Regions from separate parts of the Homo sapiens genome. Here region 1 is linked to region 2. A link is a loop called in an ENCODE intact Hi-C map of the cell type or tissue named here. Cell type or tissue: B cell. All regions are shown on one strand.

Region 1 (8,000 bases), 230 kb after region 2:
CCTCGTGATCCACCTGCCTTGGCCTCCCAAAGTGCTGGGATTACAGGTGTGAGCCACCACGCCCAGCCTGGTTTTGTATTTTCATTTAATCTGGGTGGAATTAATTTTGGTATGTTCTATGAATTACAGTTCAATCAATTTCTCTCAAATAATTAACCTGTTATCTTAGCATCATTAAACAATGTGATTTCTGCTGTGAGAAACTGTTGTATTGCTTCCTCTGAATTGGGAAAGAGGATGTGTGTGGTAAGTGTGTAAAGAGATATTCTATCATGTATTAGCATTTAGCCAAGTCCCTGATCTTTTCTTTGATGACTTGGTGGCCATAATTTCTGAGTATACTAGGTTGTATACATTTGCCTTCTTAGTCTCTTTTAGTCCTAAAAGAGGTATTTACCTTAGAAAGTGGCTTTCACTAGTTTTCCTCAAAGATTGTGAATTCTGTTTTGTGGATGACCTGTTTTTAACCATAGCCTATGTACTGTCACCAAATATGCTTTTCTGCTGCTTCATTTTGTCAACTGATAATTGCTCTGAAATTATAAACTAATAATTGTTTCAGCAGTATAAAAATAGACTACAGTGTATACTTACTGTCCATTTAATACTACAGATTCCAAAGCTGTATGACATTTTTGTTTTCTACTGTTATGTTCTTTGTGCTCTAGCCCTTCTCTGATATGTGGATAATTTAGAGGCAATGATAGTATTTAATATGCCCGATTTTTTCTTTAAGGCAAGAAATTGTTTTTTTTTTTTTTTTTTTGTGATGGAGTCTCGCTCTGTCACCCAGGTTGGAGTGCAGTGGCACGATCTCGGCTCACTGCAACCTCCGTCTCCTGGGTTCAAGTGATTCTCCTGCCTCAGCCTCCTGAGTAGCTGGGATTACAGGTGCCTGCCACCACGACTGACTAATTTTTGTATTTTTAGTAGAGACAGTGTTTCACCACGTTGGCCAGGCTGGTCTTGAACTCCTGATCTCAGGTGATCTGCCCGCTTTGACCTCCCAAAGTGCTGGGACTTCAGGTGTGAGCCACCACGCCCAGCCAAGAAATTGATTTTTTTTAGTTAATAATGTTTACCAAGTATTGTAGTTGGGTGAAGTCTTCAAGCTTAAAAGTAAACCTCCAGCATGTTATTACCTAAGGAATTTGTGTCAAGGCTGATTGAACCTGAATCTCTTAAATGCTTTGTTTTTGTAGAGAGGAAAATATGATGTTCCCAAGTGGCTCTCTCCCAGTAGCATTCTGCTTCTTCAACAAATGCTGCAGGTAAACTTTATTTTTAAATAATAGAAGTCTATTGTAATTGTTTGGTTCAACTTTTAAGATATCTGTGGTGCTACATCATTTCCTATTAGCTTGAAAAAAATCCCACTCATATCTACCTTGAAAATATCCTCTATTAGATCCTTTCTTAATTATGTTGTAAACCTAGTTTATTTTAGACACCTACCATATGTTATAGCTGGTATGGTTTTTCTTACTTTGCGAATTTTCTGTTTTCTCTAACTAGTTCTTGTTCCACTCTCTTTTATTCCAAAATTATTGATTGATTGATTGATTGATGGAGATAGAGTCTCACTCCTTAGAAGACCCTCAGGTTGGAGTGCAGTGGCGTGATCTTGGCTCACTGCAACCTTCGCCTTCTGGGTTCAAGTGCTTTTTCTGCTTCTGCCTTCCGAGTAGGTGGGATTACAGGTGTGAACCACCATGCCTGGCTAATTTTTGTATTTTTAGTAGAGACAGAGTTTTCCCATGTTGGCCAGGCTGGTCTCGAACTCCTGACCTCAAGGTATCTGCCTGCCTCAGCCTTCCAAAGTGCTGGGATTATAGGCGTGAGCCTCTACACCTGGCCCCAGCTCTTTTTTTTTTTTTTTTTTATTTAGATGGAGTCTCCCTCTGTTGCCCAGGCTGGAGTGCAGTGGCGTGATCTTGGCTCACTGCAACCTTTGCCTCCCAGGTTCAAGTAATTCTCCTGCCTCAGCCTCCTGAGTAGCTAGTACTACAGGCGTGTGCCACTATGCCTGGCTAGTTTTTGTATTTTTAGTAGAGACGAGGTTTCACTATGTTAGCCAGGCTGGTCTCGAACTCCTGACCTCACGTTTTCTGCCTGCCTCGACCTCTCAAAATCCAAAGTGCTGGGATTACAGGTGTGAGCCACTGGCTTTTGTTTTTTTGAGACAGAGTTTTGCTTTGTTGCTCAGGCTGGAGTGCAACGGTGCGATCTTGGCTCACCACAACCTCCGCTTCCTGGGTTCCCAGGTTCAAGTGGTTCTCGTGCCTCAGCCTCCCAAGTAGCTGGGATTACAGGCATGTGCCACCATTCCTGGCCAATTTTTGTACTTTTAGTAGAGATGGGGTTTCACCATGTTGTCCAGGCTGGTCTTGAACTTCTGACCTCAGGTGATCCACCCGCCTTGGCCTCCCAAAGTACTGGGATTACAGGTGTGAGCCACCGCACCCAGCCTGGCCTCTTTTTTTAAAAAAAAATTTTATAGACAGGGTTTTACTCTGTCGCCCAGGCTGGAGTGCAGTCATATGATCTTGGCCCACTACAGCCTTGACCCCCAGGCTCAAGTGTTAGTTCTACTTCAGCCTCCCAAGTAACTGGGACCACTGGTATACACCACCACACCTGACTAATTTTTTGTGTTCTTTCTTTAGTTTTCTTTTTTTTTTGGTTGTTTTTAAATTTTATTTATCACTTCATTCCTTATAATTACTTTCAGCAAACTGTATTTTTTGTAGAGATGGGGTTTCGCTACGTTGCCCAGGCTGGTTTCGAACTCCTGAGCTCAAGCGTTCTGCCTGTCTTGATCTCCCAAAGTGCTGGGATTACAGGTATGAGCCACGGCATCCCGCCTTTTCCCAACTCTTGCTCATTAAGTATGTTAGTAGATACTGAATAAATACTTGAATGAGTTGATGTACTATTGAATGGGCCCTGTTACCTAGTGCAGTGGTTCTCAAACTTCAGCAGATATCAAAATTACCCCGGGCTTGTTAAAATACAGATTGCTGGCCTCCAGCCCCAGAGTGTGTAATTCAATAGATCTGAGGCAGGACTGAAATTTTGCATTTCTAACAAGCTCCCAGAAGATGCTGATGCTGCAGGTCTTGGGGCCACACTTTGAGAACCACAGATTTATTGGAATGAGCCTCTGAGGGTGAAAGATAGGAGTGCTGAAGCCTAGGTAAGCACTCTACCAATTAATCAATGTATCACCTAATCTGATCTATAAAATGGGGGTTCTGAGCCTGGCCTCACTGCTATGTAGTGTTATAAGGACAAAATGAGATTGATAGGAAACACTTTGAAAATATGAGTATCTTCTTAGTGCAATTTTTTTTTCATTATGTATTCAGAATATCTTCTGGTTTTTTCATCTATTAAGTCATCTCCATCTTTTATTCAAAATTTACCTCAGGCTCACTCACCTTGATTAAGTAGGGCCAGACCACCAAATCTCCGTAATGAGATTGAAAATGCCTTACTCTTTCTTCTAGACTCCAAAATAACGTTAATCTTTGTTGATTAATTTTTCTCTCCTTACATTTGAAAATTACAAATGGAAAGGTGTGCTTTTCAACTTGTTCTGTGTGATTGTAAGCTCATTGGAGGTAGAGATTGCATATTCAGTATGAATGCCCTGCATTGTGGCTGCTTGAATGTTTAATTGGTGAATATTTCCCGTGAATAGGTTTTCCAGCAAAAGACTATTACATCATACAATAGATTGAACTTCACGAATAATGTCCATACCAATGAAGTTCATGTTTGTTAAACATTTATCTTCTAAGCCTGTGTTGGTTGCTATAGTTTTCTTGCCTCTGTTGCCTTTTTAAAAGAATTTCTTCCAAGGCCATTTTAAAGTCTTTGACAGCATTTTTGTGATGATAAAGTTTACATCTGTTCTGATGCATTTTTAGTTTTCAGGAGGAAAGGTGTTCTATGTTCTCTATTTGAAATGTTAATCTCTAGCTACTTTTTAATGGCCACTAGGTGGACCCAAAGAAACGGATTTCTATGAAAAATCTATTGAACCATCCCTGGATCATGCAAGATTACAACTATCCTGTTGAGTGGCAAAGCAAGAATCCTGTAAGTAAAATGAAATCCAGTAGAATTTTTTTTTGACTTTGTGTGGTCTTTGGGTGAATTCAGAACCTACAATGATGTGGTCTAAATATACAAGAAAATATATTAATCAGATTGGTGTTTGGGAGACTTGTAACCTAATGGACAGTGGTTCCTTAACCCCATCTGCAAATGAGAATTACCTGGGACCTTAAAAAGAAATGCCTGCTCCCCATCCCAGAACACTTAATGGGAGTTTTTAAAAGCTCCCAGGTGTTTCTCATGTGCAGTCAGTCACAGTGCTCTGGGAATCTTGGACAAGTTACTTAACTTTGCAGAACCTATTTATTCATCTGTAAAAAGTAGGTTAAACCAGTTCTACTTCCCAGAGAAGTTATGAGGGTACAGTAGTTCTCAAACTTTTTAGTTTGAGGATCCCTTTATACTCTTAATATTTATTTATTCATTAAAAACTAATATGATAAAACTATTGCATATTAACACAAATATTTTTATGAAGAATAACCATTTACAAAATAAATTTAGCAAAAAGAATGACATTGTTTTACAACTTTGCAAATTTCTTTAAAGTCTGGCTTAATAGAAGACACCTGTATAGCCACCTGCTTCTGTGTTCAGTCTGTTTTGATAGGTTGTTTTGATTGAAGCCAAGGAATAAAATGCAGCCTCACACAGATATGCAATAGGAAAAGGAAGAAAAATTCTAATAGCCATTCAGACAGTTTCTGATAGCCCATTAAAACTTGACAAATGGTAGTTTCTTAAAGGGTAATTGCATGTGGAATCTGAAGCCATATCAATGAAATTTTGTACTGTATTCCATAAAATCCATTGTTCTGTCCATTGGATCTTTTCCTCACATAACATGATGCATTGGTTATTTGGAAAACACTGGTTTGCTGAGTTATGCAAATCTTCCAAACGTTAACACATTTCGTTATACAACATTAAATCACATTCCTTAAAATCACTACTGATCTCAGTAGAAAAGTCTTTAACTATTGGAAAGCACTCAAGATCATGGTGGCAAATAAAAGTTTTCTAAATTCTAATTTTTGCTTAAAAGCTAAAATTCTATCATTGACAACAAATATGTCATTCTCCTTGAACTGACAAATTCCCTTGGTTCATTTTTGAGAAAATGTCTGCTGAACATTTAAGTCTAAATAACTATAGTTAGTCCGTGTTCTTTCTCATCAAAATGGTGTTCTTTGAAAAAAATGGCTAATTAGGCCAGGCACGGTGGCTCACACCTGTAATCCCAGCACTTTGGGAGGCTGAGGCAGGCGTATTACTTGAGGTCAGGAGTTCCAGACCAGCCTGGCCAACATGGTAAAACCCCATCTTTACTAAAAATGCAAAAAATTAGCTGGCATGGTAGTGCCTATAATCCCAGGTTCTCAGGAGGCTGAGGCAGAAGAATTGCTTGAACTCGGGAGGCAGAGGTTGCAGTGAGCTAAGAGCGCCACCGCACTCCAGCCTTGGGTGACAGAGCGAGACTCTGTTTCAAAAAGAAAAGAGGCTGGGTGCAGTGGCTCACATCTGTAATCCCAGCACTTTGGGATCCCAGGCGGGTAGATTATGAGGTCAGGAGTTCGAGACCAGCCTGACCAATATGGTGAAACTCTGTCTCTACTAAAAATACAAAAATTAGCTGGGCGTGGTGGCACACACCTGTAATCCCAGCTACTCAGGAGGCTGAGGCAGGAGAATAGCTTGAACCCGGGAGGAGAGTGAGACTCCATCTCAAAAGAAAAAGAAAAAGAAAAAAATGGCTAATTGAGCTCATAATTCAGTCATACAGGTGCTTTTCCTCGAGACAGCTATCAAACTTTGGTATTGTAGAAGTACATTATGCTACTTCCTATTTAGTCACACAGAGTATTAAAAACGTACTCAGAAATGTAATAAAATTAATATATTTTACTGGTTTATCAAGGAAATTCTTAATTGAAACTGGCTTCTTTTCGAACTATGGGTATATGACAAAGAATACAATATTTTAGTACAGTTTGGTGCCACTGCATTGATTCATACTAAGGTGCCAGCAATTTATTTATTTAATTTTAATTTTTTTTTTTTTGAGTGGGAATCTCGCTATTATCGCCCAGACGGGAGTGCAATGGCACGATCTTGGCTGACTACAACCTCCGCCTCCCAGTTTCAAGCAATTCTCCTGCCTCAGCCACCCGATTAGTTGGGATTACAGCCGCCTGCTACAACGTTTGGCTAATTTTTGTATTTTTAGTAGAGATGGGATTTCACCATGTTGGCCAGGCTGGTCTTGAACTCCTGACCTCAGGTGGTCCGCCTGCCTTGGCCTCCCAAAATGCTGAGATTACAGGCATGAGCCACTGCACCTAGCTGCCAGCAATTTTATCACTGCATTTGTACCATCCATACAAATGTCAACACTTTGAAAAATGAAAAATAATATTATTATAAAAATAGTTTGACCTTGGAGACTCTCAGGCATCTGCAGACCGTGCTTTGAGAACTGGTCTAATATGCGTATATGTAAAAAAACATAAACAACACCAAGTGTTATTTAAGTTTAAACAATTTAAAAAATACTATTTCTACATTGTTTTTAAAAAATGCTTTTTTTTTTTTTTTTGAGATGGAGTCTCGCTCTGATGCCCAGGCTGGAGTGCAATGGCGCAGTCTCAGCTCACCACAACCTCCGCCTCCTGGGTTCAAGTGATTCTCTTGCCTCAGACTCCCGAGTAGCTGGGACTACAGGCATGTGCCACCATGCCTGGCTAATTTTTATATTTTTAGTAGAGACGGGGTTTCACTGTGTTGGCCAGGCTGGTCTTGAACTCCTGACCTGCCTGCCCTGGCCTCTCAAAGTGCTGGGATTACAGGCGTGAGCCACTGTGCCTGGCCTTAAAAATGCTTTTTTTCAAACAAATGGCCACTTGGTAAAAATGTGGATATTACTATAGGACTTGGATATTTTGTGTATTAGTTATTGCTGCATTAAAAACTACCCTGAAATTTAGTGGCTTAAAACAATAATTTGGCTGGGCACGGTGGCTCACGCCTGTAATCCTAGCACTTTGGGAGGCCGAGGCAGGTGGATCACCTGAGGTTGGGAGTTTGAGACCAGCCTGACCAACATGGAGAAACCCGTTTCTAGTAAAAATACAAAATCAGCTGGGCGTGGTGGTGCATGCCTGTAATCCCAACTACTCGGGAGGCTGAGGCAGGAGAATCACTTGAACCTGGGAGGCGGAGGTTGCAGTGAGCCAAGATTGCGCCATTGCACTCCAGCCTGGGCAACATGAGCGAAACTCCGCCTCAAAAAATAAATTAATTAAAAAAAAACAGTAATAATTTACAGTTCTGTGGACCAGATATTTGGGCTGGGTTCAGCTGGGCTGTTCTTATGTAGGCCTTACCTGGGGTCGTGGCTACAGTCATCTTGTAACTGGGCTGAATGGTCCAAGCCTCACTAGAAAGACTGGCTGTTTCCTGGGCCACATGTGTCCATCAGGCTAACCTGGACTTTTTTATGTAGCAACTGGATTTCTTTCTTTCTTTCTTTCTTTCTTTCTTTCTTTCTTTCTTTCTTTCTTTCTTTCTGTCTGTCTTTCTTTCTTTCTGTCTTTCTTTCTTTCTGTCTTTCTTGTCTTTCTTGTCTTTCTTGTCTTTCTTACCGAGTCTCACTCTGTCACCCAGGCTGGAGCAGTGGCACGATCTCTGCTCACTGCAAGCTCTGCCTCCCGGGTTCATGCCATTCCCCTCCCTCGGCCTCCCGAGTAGCTGGGACTACAGGTGCCTGCCACCACCCGGCTAATTTTTTGTGTTTTTGGTAGAGACGGGGTTTCACCATGGTAGCCAGGATGGTCTCGATCTCCTGACCTTGTTATCCGCCTGCCTCGGCCTCCCAAAGT
Region 2 (8,000 bases):
ACCTTTTGTGAGGCAAGCTTCCTGAAACCTCTCAAATGGTTACGATCTTCAACAATGCTGTCACAACCCCAGGTTGGATAGTTTTAAATTTCTTCTTCTTTTTTTATTTTTTTTGTATTTTGAGACACGGTGCTCTGTCGCCCAGGCTGGAGTGCAATGGCTGGATCACATCTCACTGCAGTCTCAAACTCCTGGGCTCAGGCAATCCAGGCTAAATTTTTAATTTTCTGTAGAGGCAGGTCTCACTATGTTGCCCAGGCTGGTCTCTAACTCCTGGGCTCAAGCAGTCCTCCCATATTGGCCTCCCAGAATGCTGGGATTACAGGTGTGAACTACCATGCACAGCCTCTAATTTATTTCTTAACCAGAAAATCTTAAGCCATGCAAGTAAACACCCAAAGAGCAGGCAGGCTTTTAAAGTGGTGGGCCACCTTTGACACCTAATGTGGCAGGGGCTAAAGTTATACCAGAGCAGTCACTTAACTACAGTCAAGCTAAAATTTTATTTGGTGTCTGTCCACAAAGGTGGAAAGTCCCACTGCAGAACTAATAGAACTTTCTGCAATGACAAAAATATTCTACATCTGCCCCATCGAAAAGGCTGCCACTAGCTAGTGACATGTAGCTACTGAGCACTTGAAATGTGGCTAGTCCAATTAATGAATTGTCCAGGATCAGTTTTTAAAGCCACACAGGGCTACGGGACAGTACAGCATTTGTAAGAAAAGGTGCTTTTGGCAAGAGCTTTTTGAGAATTCTGACTCTGAGGCTCCCTTTAAAAAACTGGTTTTCTTGACAAGTGAAAATTGTGAATGACTACTGTTATTCCAGAGCTACCCAAGTCATTTGAGTCCCTTCAATTTTAAAATAAAAATATATCAAAACATTGCTTACTGAACAGGAAAATGCTGAAGTTCCTTCAGATGGTTCTGGTAGTTATTCAATGAGATTGTTTACTCTGGTGTTCTGCCATTCTAATACATGGGAATAACAGCAGCCACTATACAAAAACTGCATAGGATTTTAGAACTGATCACCTAGTGAACAAATTCAGCCTATTCTTCAATGCTAAATCTCACCCACTTTTCACCTTTTAAAGAATGTGACTCTACAAATTCTCTTTTATACCATCATGTTTTTCTCTTTATTGGATTATTCCTAACAGAACACAAAAACACACCATTAATTTCTCCCATCTTTAAATCTTTATAGTTAATGGTTTCAGGTTTGTGTTTCTAGTTGCTGTCATTATCCTGTTTAAGAAATATTTCCCTTCACATGGGTCATAAAGACATTCACCTATATTATTTCCTTAGAATTTTTATTATTTTCTCTTTTCCATTTGGATCTACACATCACCTGCAATTGATTTTTGGTGTTGGTGAGGAGGGAATCAAGTGCCCTCTTCCCCATACGGACATCTACTTGACACAGCATCATATACTGAAAAAGACTTGCCAACTGCTCCTTTGTTTAAAAAACTGTGGCCACATATGCATGAGTTTGTTTCTGGGTTCAGTAGTCTGTTGCACTGTTCTCTTTATCCCTGTGCTGATCCACACCATCGTCATTACTGCAGCTTTATAAGACTTCCTTTCATCTGTTACAGCAGGTTATCCTTCAGAGTGTCTACATTATCTCTGGCCTTTTAAATTTCCATAGGAATTTTAGAATCAAATTATTTCAAAAGAAGGAAAGAAAAAAAGACAAGGAAAAAGGTGAAATTGCTGGGATTTTCTTGGGCTGCATTAGATCTAGAAATGAGTTAAGGAATATAGGAAGATTAAATATTGTAAAGATAGCAATCTATAAGCTATTTACTTGAGTCTTTAATTCTTTCAATAATGCTTTATAGTTTTCTATCAAGGTCTTGCATATTTTAGTTCTTAGGTTTATTCTAGGTTTGTTAATATAATTCAATTATTAATTCTAATAGTTTATCTCAGTTCTTTTGAGTTTTCTATACAAACAATTCTGTTTATATCCTTGTCTACTTGGCAGAAAATACTGGCTGTTCCATTTCTTTCTTTCCAACATATACTCATTTTCTTGTCTTAGTGCACTGGCAACGACCTCTAGTACAGTGCTAACCAGACAGCTTTGTTTTATTCCAAACCTCAACTGAAAAACTGTCGACATTTAAGTACGGTGTTTGTAGTTTTGTTTTTTTTTAAGACCCCTTTAGAAAATTAAAGGAGTTCTCTGCCATTTCTAATATATTAAAAATTTATACATGGGCCAGGTGCAGTGGCTCACACCTGCAATCCCAGCACTTTAGGAGGTCGAGGTAGGCAGATCACCTGAGGTCAGGAGACCAGCCTGGCCAACATGGTGAAACGCCATCTCTACTAAAAACTACAAAAAATTAGCCAGGCATGGTGGCACGTGGCTGTACTCCTAGCTACTTGGGATGCTGAGGCAGGAGAATCACTTGAACCCAGGAGGCGGAGGTTGCAGTGAGCTGAAATCGTGCCTTTGCACTGCAGCCTGGGCAACAGAGAGAGACTCTGTCTCTTAAAAAAAAAAATTCATAAATGGATGTTTGATTTTATGAAAAACTTCTGTATCTACAAGTTAATCATATGACTTTTCTGTTAATATGTGAATTTGATTGGTTTGGGGGTGTTAGGAATTCACATTTCTAATCAGCCCATTTTAGGCTTACTGTATTGCTCTAAATGGTTGATTTGGTTTGTTTAGAATTTTTGCTTCTGTGTTGAGTGAGTTTACCTGTAATTTTCCATGTTTATAATGTCCCTATCAAGTTTTGTTACAAAGACTTATGCTAGCTTCAGAAAATGAATCAGGGAGTACTGGCTTGCTTTCTATTCTCTAGAAGTGTTTCTTTAAGACTGGTGTTAACGCCTTCTTTAAATGTTTGGGAAAATTTGCTGGTTGGCTAACTGGACTTGGAGTTAAATTTCCTTAGATGTCCTGTTTTTTCTTTATTTCTAACTAAGGCAAAACAACTGTAATCTTAGGATATATATATAAGAAAGATCTCATTCTGAAATTCACTATCTGCTTCTAGAAAACCATTTCCCAATCTTGTGAATTTGAAGGGTACCGTTGCTACAAATACATTTTAAAACACACTAAACAATAATCATAAACAAATTTAAATAAGTGCTAGTTAATAGTCTGTCAAATGGTAAATATACAGTTTATTTTTGTGACCAGTTTTGCATTTCTAGACATCAAGGAATATCTAAAATAATGGTTATCTGAAGGATCTTTTTACAAAAAAGTTGACTATGAGGTTACAGGCTGTCCTCCTTATCCCTCTACACACTTGTATCATAACACCTTACAGCGTTTATCAAATATCTGTTTCCTCCTGTTAAACTGTAAGCTCCTCAAGTCTCAGTTCTGCTTTGTTTGTATATCACTGACACCGATGTTGGGGGGAAGAATGGATGACGGAAAATGCACAAAAATGGAAAGAGGACCATCTCCTATTTTAAGGCATTGAAAGGCATGATTCAACAGCTACAGGTAAAGAACCACTTGTCCAAATGCTGAAGAACCATTCACATGGAAGGAAATGTCAAAGGAGGTGCTGGGGTAAAGAATGGCTTACCTGCTGGAAGTTCTGGACCTCTACTAATGAGAAGGCAGTTCCTCATTGGTTAACACTGTCAGTACTGTTCTGCCATCACATCCACATCCAAGTATCCCTACTATAATCTCACTCCAACAACCTCAATCTCTATTGCCGAGTTAGTGGCCTCTCCTGTGTGTTCTAAAATAGCATTAATCATTCTGCCTTCCAACTTTGTATTTACTTGACACTTCTGCCCAATAAATAGTAAACTTCTTGAAGCCAAGGACTAAGTCTTACCAAATCTGGCAAGGGGTTAGCACATACCATGTGCTTAATAAATAGTTCTGTTAATGATATGTAAATATTTCACAGCAGTGGCTGATTCTACGTTTCTCGCTTGGTAAATTCCCAAGGAGAAATGAAGCACAGGAACAACAGAAAGCGGGCAGTGAAAAGAGAGGAAAAGGGATGCAGAAAAAATAAATTTCAAAATCTTCCCTGAAGCTAGCTTTGCTGTCATCCCTAAGTTTCCTTTCTTCCTCCAAAACCAGCTAAAAGGACTGAATAACATAAAGCTGCACTGGGCCGGGCGCGGTGGCTCACGCCTGTAATCCCAGCACTTTGAGAGGCCAAGGCGGGCAGATCATTTGAGCTCAGGAGTTTGAGATTAGCCTGGACAGCATGATGAAACCCCATCTCCACCAAAAATACAAAAAAAACCCAAAAAACAAAAGATAAAGCTGCACTGAGGGAAAAGGCATATTGGCTGAACAGCATTTAGCCTACGCAGTATCTACAAGCATGCTACAACTTGATCTACTACTGCAAAACAATCAGCATAAGCAGTTTCACCCAGAAATGTTAACACAAATCAAAGTAGAAAAAGTTAATTAGTAGCAGCTGCCGGCTATAGCAGCTAGAGACCAGAAGAGGGCAGCAAAGGCTCACCCAAATCGAAGTCCACTGAAAGCCTCCCATATTATATAGCCACTTATCCAGCTTTGAGGTGAAGAGTTAGTCAGGTGGCTGTTTCCACAGTGCAGGTGAGAGATGACTTGGACTGAACCATGGTAGCTGGAATGACAGAGGGCAAGCTCATGGTAGTGAAGGTGTGAAGGGGCTAAAGCAGGTGGACAGTGAAAAGGCATCGGCCAGGAAGGAGTTCAAATGAAGAAACCTAAGTGCCTAGGACAGCCAAGTCAGAAGCAGAAAAACAGAGACCTATACCAATCAGAAGTGGAGACCCAAGGGCACAAATAAAGCATACACTGCACATCACAGCATATTCAACCTCTAGAACAGGGTAACCAGGCAGGAGCTGACCCTGAGGCAACAGGCCTCCACTAGATGGCCTGCTGTAACCTATACTCTTTGAAGCCACACTCTTGCTTGTTCTGTTCCGGAGAACAGACAGCACCTTGAGCTCAACTGTATGCTCCAGCAGCTTCATCTCAGGGGCAATCATATTCTGGCACTACAGTTTTTACCAAATCCAATGGAGACCCAGAGCACAAAAAAAAGTTAGCCACATACAGATCTAGGTTATTCTTTTCAACAAAGCCAATTCTTTCTTTGTTAGGGAGGAACCATCTCTGTATTTTTTTTAAATCCTGTATTACATTTAGGTTGTTCTCAGTGTTTTGCTATTACAAAGCTATTATTAATATTCTTGTACATACATATAGTTTGGCAAGCATTTGAAAATATATCCATAAAAGTACATTTCTAGAAGTAGAATTGCTGGTTCAAACAGTATGTGAATTTTCTTAAAATTTCAAGATATATTGCTACACTGCCTCCTAAAAGGCAGCATCAATTTTTTTAATTTTTTGAAACCTGTCACCCAGGTTGAGGTGCAGTGTCATGATCACAGCTCACTGCCCCCTTGAATTCCTGGGGGCTCAAGTGATCCTCCCGCCTCAGTGCTGAGTAGCTGGGACTACAGGCATACACCACCACAACAGACTTAATTTTTTTTTTTTTTTTTTGTAGAGACTAGGTTTCACCATGTTGCCAAGGCTGGCAATTTTTATTCAAAGCAAAGCTAACTGATCACAGTTTGGAGTTGACCCTGGAGGGGAATCAGTAGTTTTCAGGGTACTCCCTGAGGAAAGATAGGCTAGCCCTATGGACAGCAGTACGCCAAGCATCAGGAAGAGAGAAGCCCTGAGCAGAACTTGGACCAGTATACTTTTAGTGAAGCCATATTTCATATGCAGCTTTAAGTTCTCTTTGTTCTGATGCCCTTCTGTTAAATCCTTTATTAAATATTAATAGCCTAGGAACTAGGCCCAAACTATAATCTAGGAGCTGGGCCTAAACTTGAGCCAAAGTGACACCAGTGAGAACACCTTAGGGAAGCTGGTGACCAATGGGCCATGGGTCAAAGGACTGGCTGGAAGGACAAGCAGTTTACCCAGGAAGTCCCAGAAATACCTGGAGAGGAAAGCCAGACAAACTGTTCAACTGAATTTAAGAAAAGCAAGCGCTCAAATCATTAAGAATTGGGCATTAATGGAAAATGTGATCCCAAAAGCCAGTGAAATAAGGACTTAAATGGGTTATACTTACATAAGTGCTTCAAGAAAATAAATGATGTTATGCACATGGCCGGGTGTGGTGGTTCACCTCTGTAATACCAGCACTTTGGGAGGCAGAAGGGAGCGGATCACTTGAAGTCAGGAGTTCGAGGCCAGCCTGGCCAACATGGTAAAACCCTCTCTCTACTAAAAATACAAAAATTAGCCGAGTGTGGTGGTGAATGCTGGTAATCCCAGCTACTTGGGAGGCTGAAGCAGGGGAATCACTTGAACCTGAGAAGCAGAGGTTGTAGTGAGCCAAGATCACACCACTGCACTATAGCCTGGGTGACAGAGTGAGACTGTCTCCAAGAAAGAAAGAGAGAGAGAAAGGGAGGGAGGGAAGGAGGGAAGGAAGGATGGAAGGAAAGAAGGAAGGAAGGAAGGAAGGAAAGAAGGAAAGAAAGAAAGAAAAGAAAGAGAGAGAAAGAAAAAGAAAGAAAGAAAGAAAAAGAAAGAAAGAAAGAAAGAAAAAAAGAAAGAAGGCAGGCGGGCGGGCAACAGAAGCACAGCCAATTAGCTACTTTACTTTTGGGAAAGACCACGAAGAGAAGTCGCTGAAAACAGACATGGGAATCACAGTCTTAAGAAGTTTGAGATGCAAGAAACATTCGAATGCTGCAGACCAGACTGCCTGAACGTCTTACTATTTCCATTATGTTCAATGAGGAACACACTTTCTTTCCTCTAGGGAATTCTGGTGGAGCTCAAATACCTGTACAGTCAATAACTTGCTCTAGATGACACACACCCTGCTATAGAAGTCTAACATCTTGCATTCATGAAATGTGACCAGCTCACTAAAACTGCCAGTGTTTCCACTGATGATAGTTTTAGGATCCTAACACGAATGGTTTTGCACAGACATATGTGATACACGGTGCATCTCCACAAACCCTGTATCCTCCTGCCCGTGCCACATTCTACAGGCCCTCCAGACTTTAAGGAAAAGAAGGAAATATGTGGGCAGATTTCTAATTTGTACTACAAAACAAATCATAATATTAAGTAAATCTCTTAAGGCAGTACAACTCTTTGTAGAGTAAATATAAAATTTAAGCTTCCATAGGAAGCTTATTTATCTTCCCCTGGCTTGCTTGTTCCTGTTGCAATAGTGTCTTGTAAATAAAACAAAATAAACTTAGGAGATAATGACATTTTAAAGACCAACAAAATAATCTCCAATAACAACAATCTCAAAATACCTATCATTACATGGAATCTCTAATCAGATATTTTACAACAAAGCAAAGTGAGAATCTACTGAAAACACAGTGGGTCACATAATCATATACTAAATAAATTCCAGGTAGATAAGAAAGGATAATGTAAAATTATTAAAACTTTTAGAAAATACGGGTAAATATCTGAATGGAGACAGATTTCCTAAACCTAAAGGCAATGAAACACTACAAAAGAACATATCACAATAGATTTGTTCCTCAAATTATTTATTTATTTTTATTTTTGAAATGGAGTCTTGCTCTGTCGCCCAGGCTGGAGTGCAATGGCATGATCTCGGCTCACTGCAACCTCTGCCTCCTGGGTTCAAGCGATTCTCCTGCCTCAGCCTCCCGTGCAGCTGGGATTACAGGCGTCCACCACCATGCCTGGCTAATTTTTGTACTGTGAGAAGCCATGCCACCAGGAACAAAGGGAAATCTATGAAACCTGCTGGCAGATCTACAACATGGAAATGGCTAGCAAGATCAACTTCTTGATGTAAAAGAATCAGGCAGAACCGAGGCAGGAATGCTGAGGCCTGCGGATAAGACATCCAGTATGAAAACACCCAACCAGTTTTTGTCTCTATCTCTTTTCTTTCAACAACCCTATTTTCTATTACTATTCTCTAAAATAAATCAATCACGTTTCCA

What was found. Hi-C counts contacts between places; a loop is a spot of excess contacts. Peaks named below come from ENCODE experiments on the same cell type or tissue, not always from the same donor. Only the 100,000 strongest peaks of a DNase experiment are listed, where the experiment ranks them.
Region 1: it touches region 2 in a loop (17-fold over the local background); 7 of 110 quality-filtered maps call a loop at or near these places.

The regions. Positions count from the first base shown.
Region 1 is chr9:36,629,097-36,637,096 of GRCh38, forward strand. MELK (maternal embryonic leucine zipper kinase) reads left to right here. Exons shown (of 18, transcript NM_014791.4): 9 at 1,203-1,271; 10 at 4,006-4,104. Among named protein-coding and RNA genes, the nearest start is that of MELK, 60 kb to the left of the region's middle. In B cell, CTCF peaks have their summits at 3,967 (motif pointing right) and 4,166; a DNase peak (open chromatin) is centred at 4,015.
Region 2 is chr9:36,402,753-36,410,752 of GRCh38, forward strand. LOC124902152 (a long non-coding RNA gene) reads right to left here. Exons shown (of 2, transcript XR_007061475.1): 1 at 1-8,000. It also overlaps a transcript of RNF38 not described here and the pseudogene MRPS21P4. Among named protein-coding and RNA genes, the nearest start is that of RNF38, 6.5 kb to the left of the region's middle. In B cell, CTCF peaks have their summits at 4,468 (motif pointing right) and 4,667; a DNase peak (open chromatin) is centred at 4,499; H3K27ac peaks cover 1,684 bases.